3 separate regions of the Homo sapiens genome follow, and regions 2 and 3 are each linked to region 1. Evidence: chromatin contacts called from ENCODE Hi-C or POLR2A ChIA-PET data. All regions are on one chromosome and are shown on one strand. Each heading gives the region's core, a stretch centred on a gene start or an enhancer-like site at or near the end of the contact. The rest is flanking DNA. Distances are from core to core; before and after follow the strand shown. Region 1 holds the start of C17orf75 (chromosome 17 open reading frame 75). Region 2 overlaps MYO1D (myosin ID). Region 3 holds the start of CDK5R1 (cyclin dependent kinase 5 regulatory subunit 1).

The links. A loop is a pair of places that touch in the nucleus more often than their neighbours do. ChIA-PET counts read pairs that join two places held with the same protein, here RNA polymerase II (POLR2A). Pooled maps may share reads with other maps.
Region 2: a pooled map shows a loop between it and region 1 (2.9-fold over the local background). The contact joins the enhancer-like site here to the promoter of C17orf75 in region 1. A Hi-C loop is called at or near these places in 1 of 37 single-sample maps with no recorded cell type and 2 of 50 pooled maps. POLR2A ChIA-PET finds 5 or more read pairs at or near these places in 3 of 52 experiments (GM12878, activated B cell and activated CD4-positive, alpha-beta T cell).
Region 3: a loop to region 1 is called in a pooled map, with 3 times the contacts of the local background. The contact joins the promoter of CDK5R1 here to the promoter of C17orf75 in region 1. A Hi-C loop is called at or near these places in 1 of 168 maps with a recorded cell type or tissue (gastrocnemius medialis) and 9 of 50 pooled maps. POLR2A ChIA-PET finds 5 or more read pairs at or near these places in 11 of 52 experiments (CD4-positive, alpha-beta T cell, GM10248, GM12878 and 8 more).

The regions. Positions count from the first base shown.
Region 1 is chr17:32,340,439-32,343,746 of GRCh38, reverse strand. C17orf75 (chromosome 17 open reading frame 75) reads left to right here and starts at 1,574. Exons shown (of 10, transcript NM_022344.4): 1 at 1,574-1,747; 2 at 2,463-2,543. The coding sequence starts at 1,608. RefSeq lists silencers at 1,788-1,867, 2,362-2,544 and an enhancer at 1,007-1,893.
Region 2 is chr17:32,557,051-32,560,358 of GRCh38, reverse strand. All of the region lies in intron 21 of MYO1D (myosin ID), which reads left to right. Among named protein-coding and RNA genes, the nearest start is that of CDK5R1, 72 kb to the right of the region's middle. Within about 2 kb of position 1,803, at least 4 of the 41 ENCODE cell types and tissues checked have a DNase peak (open chromatin) inside an H3K27ac peak, as active enhancers do; they include GM12878, where a contact is called at or near this core.
Region 3 is chr17:32,485,334-32,488,641 of GRCh38, reverse strand. CDK5R1 (cyclin dependent kinase 5 regulatory subunit 1) reads right to left here and starts at 1,649. Exons shown (of 2, transcript NM_003885.3): 1 at 1,480-1,649; 2 at 1-1,166. The coding sequence starts at 1,021. The coding sequence ends at 98. RefSeq lists enhancers at 563-1,122, 2,362-2,863 and silencers at 1,010-1,299, 1,390-1,649, 1,760-2,289.

The DNA.
Region 1 (3,308 bases), core at 325-2,824:
AGAGATAAGGAAACTGACAATGTTACTGAATGGGAGATAGAGGTGAGGATACCCATTGCGAATGAAGACATGGCAGTAACTTCTGCAATACAATCTTTTAAGAATCTGACTGCTATACTCACTTGTTCATCAAATGAGTACCTTTATTGCAAGAGAAGAAACTGTGCTATCCACTTTGATATGGAGAGGCAATTTGGAATCTCTGCCATAATTGCTTAGGACTGAGGATTTAATGTGCTATTTTGTGAAAATCTGAGAAGCAGGAAGGGGATTTAACGATCTCAACTGTTATCCATCTGAAAAACCTAACTTGTAATTTTAAATGAAATGGCAGGTTGCCTTCCACTATTCCTTTTTAAAAATAGGAACTGCCCCTGCTTTTAACTTTATGAAGTTTTATTTATGAATAAAGTTTGCACTACTAAAAATAAAAAAAAAAAACACAAAACACACGCATGCACACACACACGGTGGCTTAAAACAATGGAAATGTATTATTTCACAGTTCTGGAGGCTGGAAGTTGACATGGAGGTGCTGGTGGGGACATACTCTCTTGAAGCCTCTAGGGGAGAATCTGTTCCATGTCCTCTCCTAGCTTCTGGTGATGACCATCAATCCTTGACATTCCTTGGTTTGTAGATACATCACTCCAGTCTGCCTCCTCCTTCACGTGGCGCTATGGTTTGAGTGTTTGTCCACTCCCAAATTCATGTTGAAATGTAATTGCCATTGTAAGACTATTAAGAAGTGGGGCCTTTAAGAGCTAATTATAAATTGCCCAGTCTTTGGTATCCTTTTATAGCATCATAAAATGGACTGAGACAGAAAACTGGTACCAGAGAATGGGGTGTTGCAGAAACAAACACCTGAAAATGTGAATTGGTGTTAGAACTGGGTAATGGGCAGAGACTGGAAGGGTAGCTGGCATTACAGGCGTGAACCACCACACGTGGCTAATTTTTTTGTACTTTTAGTAGAGACACAGTTTCACCATGTTGCCCAGGCTGGTCTTGAACTTCTGACCTCAAGTGATCCGCCTGCGTCGGTCTCCCAAAGCACTGGAATTACAGGCGTGAGCCACCGTGCCCGGCCTTTTAGTTTTTACGTAGTCATTTTTTTAAACGTTTTCCTGTATGACTTCTAAGTGTTTTGTTATGTTTGGAAAGACCCTCTTCAAGAATTAACAAAATTATCCCATATTTTCACTTTAACAAAATTCATTTTAAATTCTTAACTTTTTGATCAAACGGGTGTCTGTGCGTGCTGGCACGCGCGCAAGGAGGCAGACGAGTAGCCTTATTCTTTTCCATGTGGCTAGGTAGTTGTGCCACCTTTATCACATAGAAAGTTTCCCAGATGTCTCAAAGGAAAATAAGTTCAAAATAAATGGTAAAAGCTTGTCAGTAAAGGCGAACTCAGTACGCCTGTCAGCCCCTGTGGGGAGAAGAGACTCCCTTTCCAGGCCAGTCCTTGCCTGCGAACCCGGGGAAACCAGCGGAACGCAGGTGTGCGAGGGCCGGGAGCCGGACGAGCCCTGATACCGACGGCTGCACGGGAGCAGGGGAGCGGTTTGGCGGAGACACAGGGCCGCTCAGAGGCCGCCGCAATGCTCCCCTCTTTGCAGGAGTCGATGGATGGAGATGAAAAGGAACTAGAGAGCAGCGAAGAGGGAGGCTCAGCCGAGGAGCGGAGACTCGAGCCGCCGTCCAGCAGCCACTACTGTCTTTACAGCTATCGCGGAAGCAGGTGCTGGCGCCCAGCTCGGCCTGCCAGCCCGCCCGCCCCTGCGGCCCCGCCCCCGGCCCGCCGCCCGGCCTTGCACCCCACCCCCGGCCCAGCGGCCCGGCCGCTCCTAAAAGCCATCTTCTCCTCTCCCAGCCAAGGTCTCTGGCCTGAAGGGCGCTCCTCGCCTCCCGCTGCTCTTCCTGGCCCCCGTCGTGGACTTGTATGCCTGGCCCAACCATGCCTGTGCCCTTCATCTGCCCCTATATCATCCCAGCCTCTTACTCTCGCGGCTGCCCTTTGTTTAGCGCAGTGCCCCGCATGCTCAATAATTTCAGTTCCCGTCCCCTCTCCTTTCTGTCATTATCTCCCCACTTCTCCCATTTCTGTCACACACACCCCCATCCCCACCCTCTGGTTTTCCTCTGTTCTTGATTCCTCTTTTTCCTCCTTCTGACTTTCCTGGAACCTTCTTGGCCTTGTCAAGTTTGGTTTTTAAAGGAGTTTCCTTGAACCTTCTGGGTATTTAGCCTTTCCTCCACCCGTTAAGTGGCCTGGAGAGAGAAGGGGCTCTTGTCAGCACTGCTGTATGGGTTTTCCTTGTCATGAGGATAGGCAGTGCACTTCCACCTTGCAGCATTTTTAGTTGACTCCTTGCCTTACCCTGCTTGCCAGGCCCCCATACTCCTCTTGGTTTAGAGCCCATAATTGATAGCACTATTGGTTTTGTGGCTTGTAGATTGGCACAGCAACGAGGGGACAGTGAGGACGGAAGCCCAAGTGGCACAAATGCAGAAACTCCCTCTGGTGATGATTTCAGGTAAAAAGAGCTTCAGCATAATTCATGCATGTGCTTTCATCTTCCCTGCATCTCTGGCCTGTACATGTCAGTGGATACTCTATTTCCACTGAGCTTTCCCTGAGTCAAACCGTCAATTCCTCCTATCCCCTAGGAACCTCATCCTGATTTCCTCATTGGCTGGTTCATTCAAGGCTGGGGCAAACAAATCCACATACTGATAGTGTGCTTGGTGATTAGCCAAAAAGAAATCCTTTTTTTTTCTTTTTCCTTTTAAATTGAGACAGGGTCTTGCTCTGCTGCCCAGGCTGGAGTGCAGTGGCATGACTTTGGCTCGCTGCAGCGTCAACCTCCCCGGCCTCAGGTGATCCTCTCACCTCAGCCTCCCCAGTAGCTGGGACTACTGACCACCACGCCTGGCTAATTTTTGTATTTCTGGTAGAGATGGGGTTTCACCATGTTGCCCAGGCTGGTCTTGAACTCCTGGACTCAAGTGATCCGCCCACTTCTGCCTCGCAAAGTGTTGGGATTACAGGCATGAGCCACCTTGCCCAGCCCTGAAAAATTTTTTTTTTTTTTTGAGACAGAGTCTCCCTCTGTTGCCCAGTCTGGAGTGCAGTGGTGCGATCTCAGCTCACTGCAAGCTCTGCCTCCCGGGTTCACGCCATTCTCCTGCCTCAGCCTCCCGAGTAGCTAGGACTACAGGCACCCACCACCACGCCCGGCTAATTTTTTTGTATTTTTTTTTAGTAGAGACGGGGTTTCACTGTGTTAGCCAGGATGATC
Region 2 (3,308 bases), core at 554-3,053, 220 kb before region 1:
CATATTTATGCAAAAAAGAAGAGACTAGCTTATTCTTCAGAATAGTTTAGTATTTTAACATCAGGCATATACAGCTTGTCACAAACACTTTTTCCTTTTTTTTTGAGATGGAGTCTCATTCTGTCGCCCAGGCTGCAGTGCAGTGGTGCAATCTCGGCTCACTGCAACCTCCGCCTCCCAGGTTCAAGCAGTTCTCCTGCCTCATCCTCCTGAGTAGCTGGGATTACAGGCACATGCCACCACACCTGGCTAATTTTGTATTTTTAGTAGAGATGGGGGTTTCACCATGTTGGTCAGGCTGGTCTTGAACTCCTGACCTCGTGATCTGCCCGCCTTGGCCTCCCAAAGTGCTGGGATTACAGGCGTGAGCCACCACACCTGGCACACTTTTTATGCAGTTGGATGAGGGTTTCTATAGGATAACTACTGTGTCACTGCATTACAATACCATAGCATTGACAAATACAGACAGTGACACTGAAGAGTCAAGAAATACTTCATTTAAAGGTCTGTGGCTGGGAATGGATATAATTGATTTAAATTACAAAAAATTAATGATAGATATCAATAAAAAGAGAAGTTAAAGATAGTAAAACGTATTAGGATGGAAATGATGAAATGTGATAAAAAGATAATGGTAACAAAGTGCCAGAAGTGTTCAATTTAGGCAAATTAAATTTAACAGAGTTTAATTGAGCAAAGAATGATTCACAAATCAGGCAGCCTCCGGAACCAGAATAGATTGAGAACAACTCTGGGGCTGCCACATGGTCAGATAATGTTTATGGACAGAAAAAGAAAGTGAGTATACAAAACAGAAGTAAACTACAGAAGCAGCTGGATTGGCTACAGCTGAGCATGTGCCTTATTTGACCTTGGCTTGAACAGCTGAACACCTGTGATTGGCTGAAACTCAGCTGAAACTCAAGTGATTGAGTGAGACTCAGCTCCGAGTTTCAAGAGTAGATTATGGTCTGCTCACACATCCAGTTAGGTTACAGGTCATTATGTGTGGAGAAACCTTTAGTCCAAACTTAAAATATGTAAGGAGGCAACATTAAGCTAAACTTAATTTAAGAAAAGTATATGAGAAAAATAAATTGCGCTTCAGAAAACAGTTGAGATCCCTATTGTATATGGATTACAAACCCTTTTTTATACAAGCTTTTCTTTAAAGAACATGCCCCAACAAGTAAAGTTCAGGAAATTCAAGATCCAATTCAGTAATTTAGAAGCCCTTGAAAGACAATTTGGTTCATATTGCACACACACAAGCACACGTTCTGAGATACTTATTAAACACATGCAGATAATAAAAATAGTTAACATTTGTCTAGTCCTTAGTCTGTGCTAGGCTATATTGAAAGCACCATGCATATGTTAGCTCATATAAGCCTCACAGTAACTCTAGAAGGTGGGCCCTATTATTACTGCCATTTATAGCTGGAGAAACTGAGGCATGGAAGGGTTCAGTGGCTTTCTCAGGACCACAGCTAATTATTATAGTAATGGACCAGAGCTCAGACAGTCTGGCTCCAGCATCTACTCCCCGCCTCAGTGTCTTGTCCCAAGACTATACTCCCTGTCAGATGTAGGGTACTGGTATTATTCAAAGCAGAGGAAGTAAAATATTTAAAACGGAAGCACATTTTAAAATAGAAAATGAGAGGGGCAGAAGAGACGGAGCGTGTTAATGACCTCTATATCCTCTCATCTCCCTGGGAATTCATTCTATAGCAAAACCAGGGAGAACTGTGGAGGAAGCCTGGTTCTCTTGAAAAGAAAGAACATTTCTGGGCTCTTATTCTCAGCGGTTGTGTTATCTGACAATGCGCCCTTGCATGGAGAGTGGTTTGTTTGCTGTTTTCAAACCACAGGTGTGAGCATGTGATGATAGCAGTGCATTACTGATTTTCTGTTCATCCTGCAGTGAAAAAGCACAATGTAATGTGCTTCCATAAGGTGTGAAGTAAAACACTTTTAATCAAACTTCAAAGAACACTCTTCTCTTCTGAGAGCAAAGCCTTGTTTCCTTGCTGCTCCATCTTCTGTTCAGTGTTAACTGTCTGCTGCCCATCTCCAGCCTGGCTGTGCTCAGAAATAAATTGTTTCCATTGGGCCTAGGCACTCAAGGGTTGGAACTTACTCTTGAGATCAAGGAGGGCCCTGCCTCTCAGAGTGTTTCTTTTTATCATCCCATGGTTTCCCACACAGACAAACTGTTTTAAACTAGACCTGAGGTTGACAAACTTTGATCCACAATAGAATCTGGCCCACCCCCAAGATGACTTTGCATTTTTATATGTTTAAGGGGATAAAAACTCAAGAGAGGTTTAATATTTTGTAACACCTGAAAATTATGTAAAATTCAAATTGTGTCTATAAATAACATTTTATGGGAACACAGCCATGCCCATTCATTTACGTCCACAGTTTCAATAAATGTGGACATGGCTGTGGAGTGTGGACATAAATGAATGAGCGTGGCTGTGTTCCCATAAAATGTTATTTATAAACACAATTTGAATTTTATATAATTTTCAGGTGTCACAAAACATTATATAATTATGTCCAAATTACATAGTTACAGTGCAGACTGTATGACCTGCAAAGCTGAAATATTTACCATCTTTCCTCTTATAGAAAGACTTTGCTGAGCGAAACCCCATCTCTGCAAAAAATACAAAATTTAGGCATGGTGGCGTGCTCCTGTAGTCCCAGCTACTGGATGGGGGTGAGGGTGGGTAACGGGAGGATCGCTTGAACCTGTGAGGTTGAGACTGAAGTGACCCAAGATCCTGCCACTGCACTCTGGCCTGAGTGACAGAGCAAGACCTTGTCTCAAAAAAAGAAGAAAAAGAAAAAAAAGGAAGTTTGCCGACTCCTGAACTAGAGCACCAGAGCATCTCAAGCCCCACCCAGTTTGGCCACCTTTACTAAAGATGAACTAGGCCGGGCACAGTGGCTCACACCTGTAATCCCAGCACTTTGGGAGGCCAAGGCAGGTGGATCACGAAGTCAGGAGTTCGAGGCCAACATGGTGAAACCCCATCTCTACTAAAAATAAAAAAAATTAGCCGGGCGTGGTAGCGGGCATCTGTAATCCCAGCTACTCAGGAGGCTGAGGCAGGAGAACAGCTTGAAACCGGAAGGCAGAGGTTGCAGTGAGCCGAGATCACGCCACTGAACTCCAGCCTGGACAACAAGAGTGAAACACCATCTCAAAAAAAAAAAAATGGATAAACTAAGCCTGCCGAGTGAAAGGCACACATCATTTCACTGAATGATAACTGCAGGGTGTCCCACAA
Region 3 (3,308 bases), core at 400-2,899, 140 kb before region 1:
GGTGGCTTTGCTAGACACATACTGTACACAAAACTGATTTAATAATAAATTCTTAAAAATGCATTGAATCCTTGAGCCATGACGCAGGCTACAGTGCTCACCGATCCAGGCCTAGGAGGAGCCGCTTCTTGTCCTCCTGGCCGCTCTCGTTCTTCAGGTCGGAGAAGACCTGTGTGAAGTAGTGTGGGTCGGCATTTATCTGCAGCATCTTTGAGCTCATGAGGTTGATGACAGAGAGGCAACGGTCCCAAAAGGCCTCCTTGCAGCTCTCCACCAGGAAGGGCTTGAGCGGGTAGGAGATCTCGTTGCCCATGTAGGAGTAGGAGAGGTACAGGCATGTCAGCAGGACGGCCTGGAGCTCGTGATCCGAGCCCACCTCGGAGGAGATAACATCCCTGCAGAGCATGTAGAGGAAGACCACGTTGGCCGGCGTGATGAAGCCCTGGTCCTGCCAGCCCTGCAGAAGCAGCGAGCGGTCCACGCTGCGCAGCCAGAGCACGGGGTCCGTGGGGGACAGGTGCTTCAGGCGGTAGCACCGGCGGCAGAGAAACTCACCCAGGCAGCGAAGCAGCTCACTGGTGGACGCCTGGACGATGACCCGTTTGGGCGTCCCTGCGGAGGTGACGGCAGGGTGAGGGGCTTTCTTGACTGAGGAGGAGCCCCCGGTCTGGGAACCCGAGAGCTGGCTGGCCGGGGGTGCAGGCGGCTGGGCCGGTGGGGGCTGGGCGAATGTGGACAGGTTGGCGCACGACAGCGACTTCTTCAGGTTCTCATTGTTGAGGTGCGTGATGTTGTTCTGGTAGCTGCTGTTGGGCTGCACCTTCTTGGAGTTCTTCTTCTTGGCCGACACGGCCACGATTCTCTTCCAAGGCAGCACGGAGATGATGGAGTGGCGCTTCAGGTTCTTGTCCTTGGCGTTCTTGCTGTTCTGTACGGCCGTATAGTGGCCCACGGTGGCCGCGCCATCCTCAAACAGCGTGGCCTTCCGGTAGCTGGGAGACAGGGACAGCACCGTGCCCATGGTGCTGCTGCGCGCCGGGCGGGGGCTCGCGCCCCTGCGCGCCCAGCCTGCCGGCCGGAGGGATAAAACCGCTCACCGAGCCTGCGGCGGCCCCGGAGAGGAGGCGGGGGCGCTCCCGGGAAGCGTGCTGCCCCCTTGGATCTGCCTGGAAAACAAGATGGTTCTTAGCGCCAGGCTGGGCTCCGCGCCGCGCCCCTGCGCCCCTGCGCCCCTCCGCCCCGCGCCTCGGCGCACCCCGCCGCCCCAGTCCCGGGCCCTACCCGCGCCCCCGCGACGCAGCCTCGCCGCCTCCACTGCAGCACCCCCGCCCGCCGCCGCCGCTGCGGTCCCCAGGCGCAGCCGGGAGGGGCCCGGTCGCCGACGGAGGCGGCCGAGGACCCCCGCCTGGACACCCCGCACGGGCGCGACCCCGGTCTCCGCTCCCCAGGGCCAAGGACGGCCGCCCAGCGCAGGCTTACCCGGCAGGCGGCAGCTCCTGCGCTCCGCGCCCTCCGCAATGCGCGCCGCGGCCCCGCCGCCGCGGTCCCGGCGCTCGGCGGCGCTCGGGGGCGCTCGGCGGGGATCGGCTGGGCTCGCGCTCGGCGGCGGCGACGGCGGCGGCGGCGGCGGCGGCAGCTAGGGAGCTTCTGTCCAAGGTTCTGCAGGCACCGCAGCCCCGCCCCCCGCTCGGCCGCCCGCACCTTCGCCGCCGCCGCCGCGCTCCCGCTCCCGCTCCCGCTTCCGGCGCGCGCCTCAGCGCCCTCCCTCGCGGGGCGCGCGCGCCGTCCACGCTCCGGCCTGGTCTCGCCGGGGAGTCGCGGCCGTTGGTGTCCTCAGCTCGAGCCGCGCACGGTGCGGGTAGGACGCGGCAACGAGCGGGAGGCACCTCTACGCGCCGGGCCCCATCTAGGAGCCGGACTCCGCGGCTGCGGCGGGACACGCGGCGTCGGCCCGCCCCGCCCCTCGGGGCCGCCCCTCCCGCACAGCTCGCCGCCCGCTCCGCGCCGCCGCCCAACAGCAGCCCGGCCGCCGGAGAGTCCTCGGCGCCCGCGCAACCCAACTCTGCCGACGCGGGGCGGGCGCCGAGCAGGGCGGAGCCGAGGGCCGACCCCGCCCGCGTCCCGCCCAGACACGTGCTGCCTTTGTTCCCGCCGCGGCGCCCGCAGCTGCCGGCCGCGGGGGCACTCTCGGCCGAGTCCCTGCCCTGGCAGCGCGCGGCCCGCCCTCTCTGAGGCTGCCGCCCTGGCCTGGTGAGGAGCCCTCCGCCGAGGCCAGGGTCCGGAGCTCCCTCCTTCCACCTGACATCCCCGTCCCTGTGGAAAGCAGCCAGGGAGCGCGGGGAAGAAGGCCCTGGGCGGGGAGAGGCGACGCCTTTACTGAGGCCTCCCGAGTGCCACGCGCACCTCGAGTGGACAGTCCAATCGGTTCTGGCCACCCCTCCGGGGCCTCCGTTCCCTCATCATGGGTAGATGACCGCGGCCGAAGTGGGCCTCAGAGATCCAAGCCAGAGAAGCGTGGCCCGTAGCCAAGCCTGAGCCCGTCACAAATATGACCTCTAAGTTCCCACTCGCCCTCTTATTTGTCATATTAAAGCTGAAGCAACTGCCCCTCCGGCCAGCTTTCTGACCCTCTTAAACGTTTTCAATTCTAAGTATGTATAATTTGAGAACTTGATGCTAGCGAAATTGAGTAAAATTCTGTTTCTGAAAGCTGTTCCTGTCAGATGTGAATCCAGATCCTTCACAAAGGCTGTTGTTCATTTACTATTTTACCTTGTTTCTGGAGATCGAGTCAAAACTGACCACAAACCTGGGAAACAGGAAACTTAAGCCCTGTCTTAATCCAGATTATCTCTGGACCTAGAGATGAGGGAGTGGCTCTCCAGAGGAGAGGATGCCACCCAGTTACCTGACCACTCCAGCCGACTAGGCTTTCACCAGCCCTGTCAACTGTCCTAGGGGGAACAGAAAGGGAATCTGGCATCATTCAAAATGGTGCAATCAAGGCAGAAAGTGCTGGGTTTTGTTTATGTGCCACTCAGATTTCTGTCAATAGGAATTCCAGGCTTTAGGAACCTTGGGGGGCAAGGCATACAGTGGAAAATGCATTGCTCTGTACCCAGAGGGCTACTTTGTCCACAGCCTTTCAGAACATCCACAACAGCTGTTATGGGAACTCAGAAGAGGAAGGCAGGCCCCCAGCTCAGTGCGCCCCTCCCTGTGAATGTTCCTCAGTGTACAAGCCTACCTGCTCTTCAAATGGAGCTGTCCTCAACCCTCCTGCATGTAACAGTAAGAAGCCAGAAGAG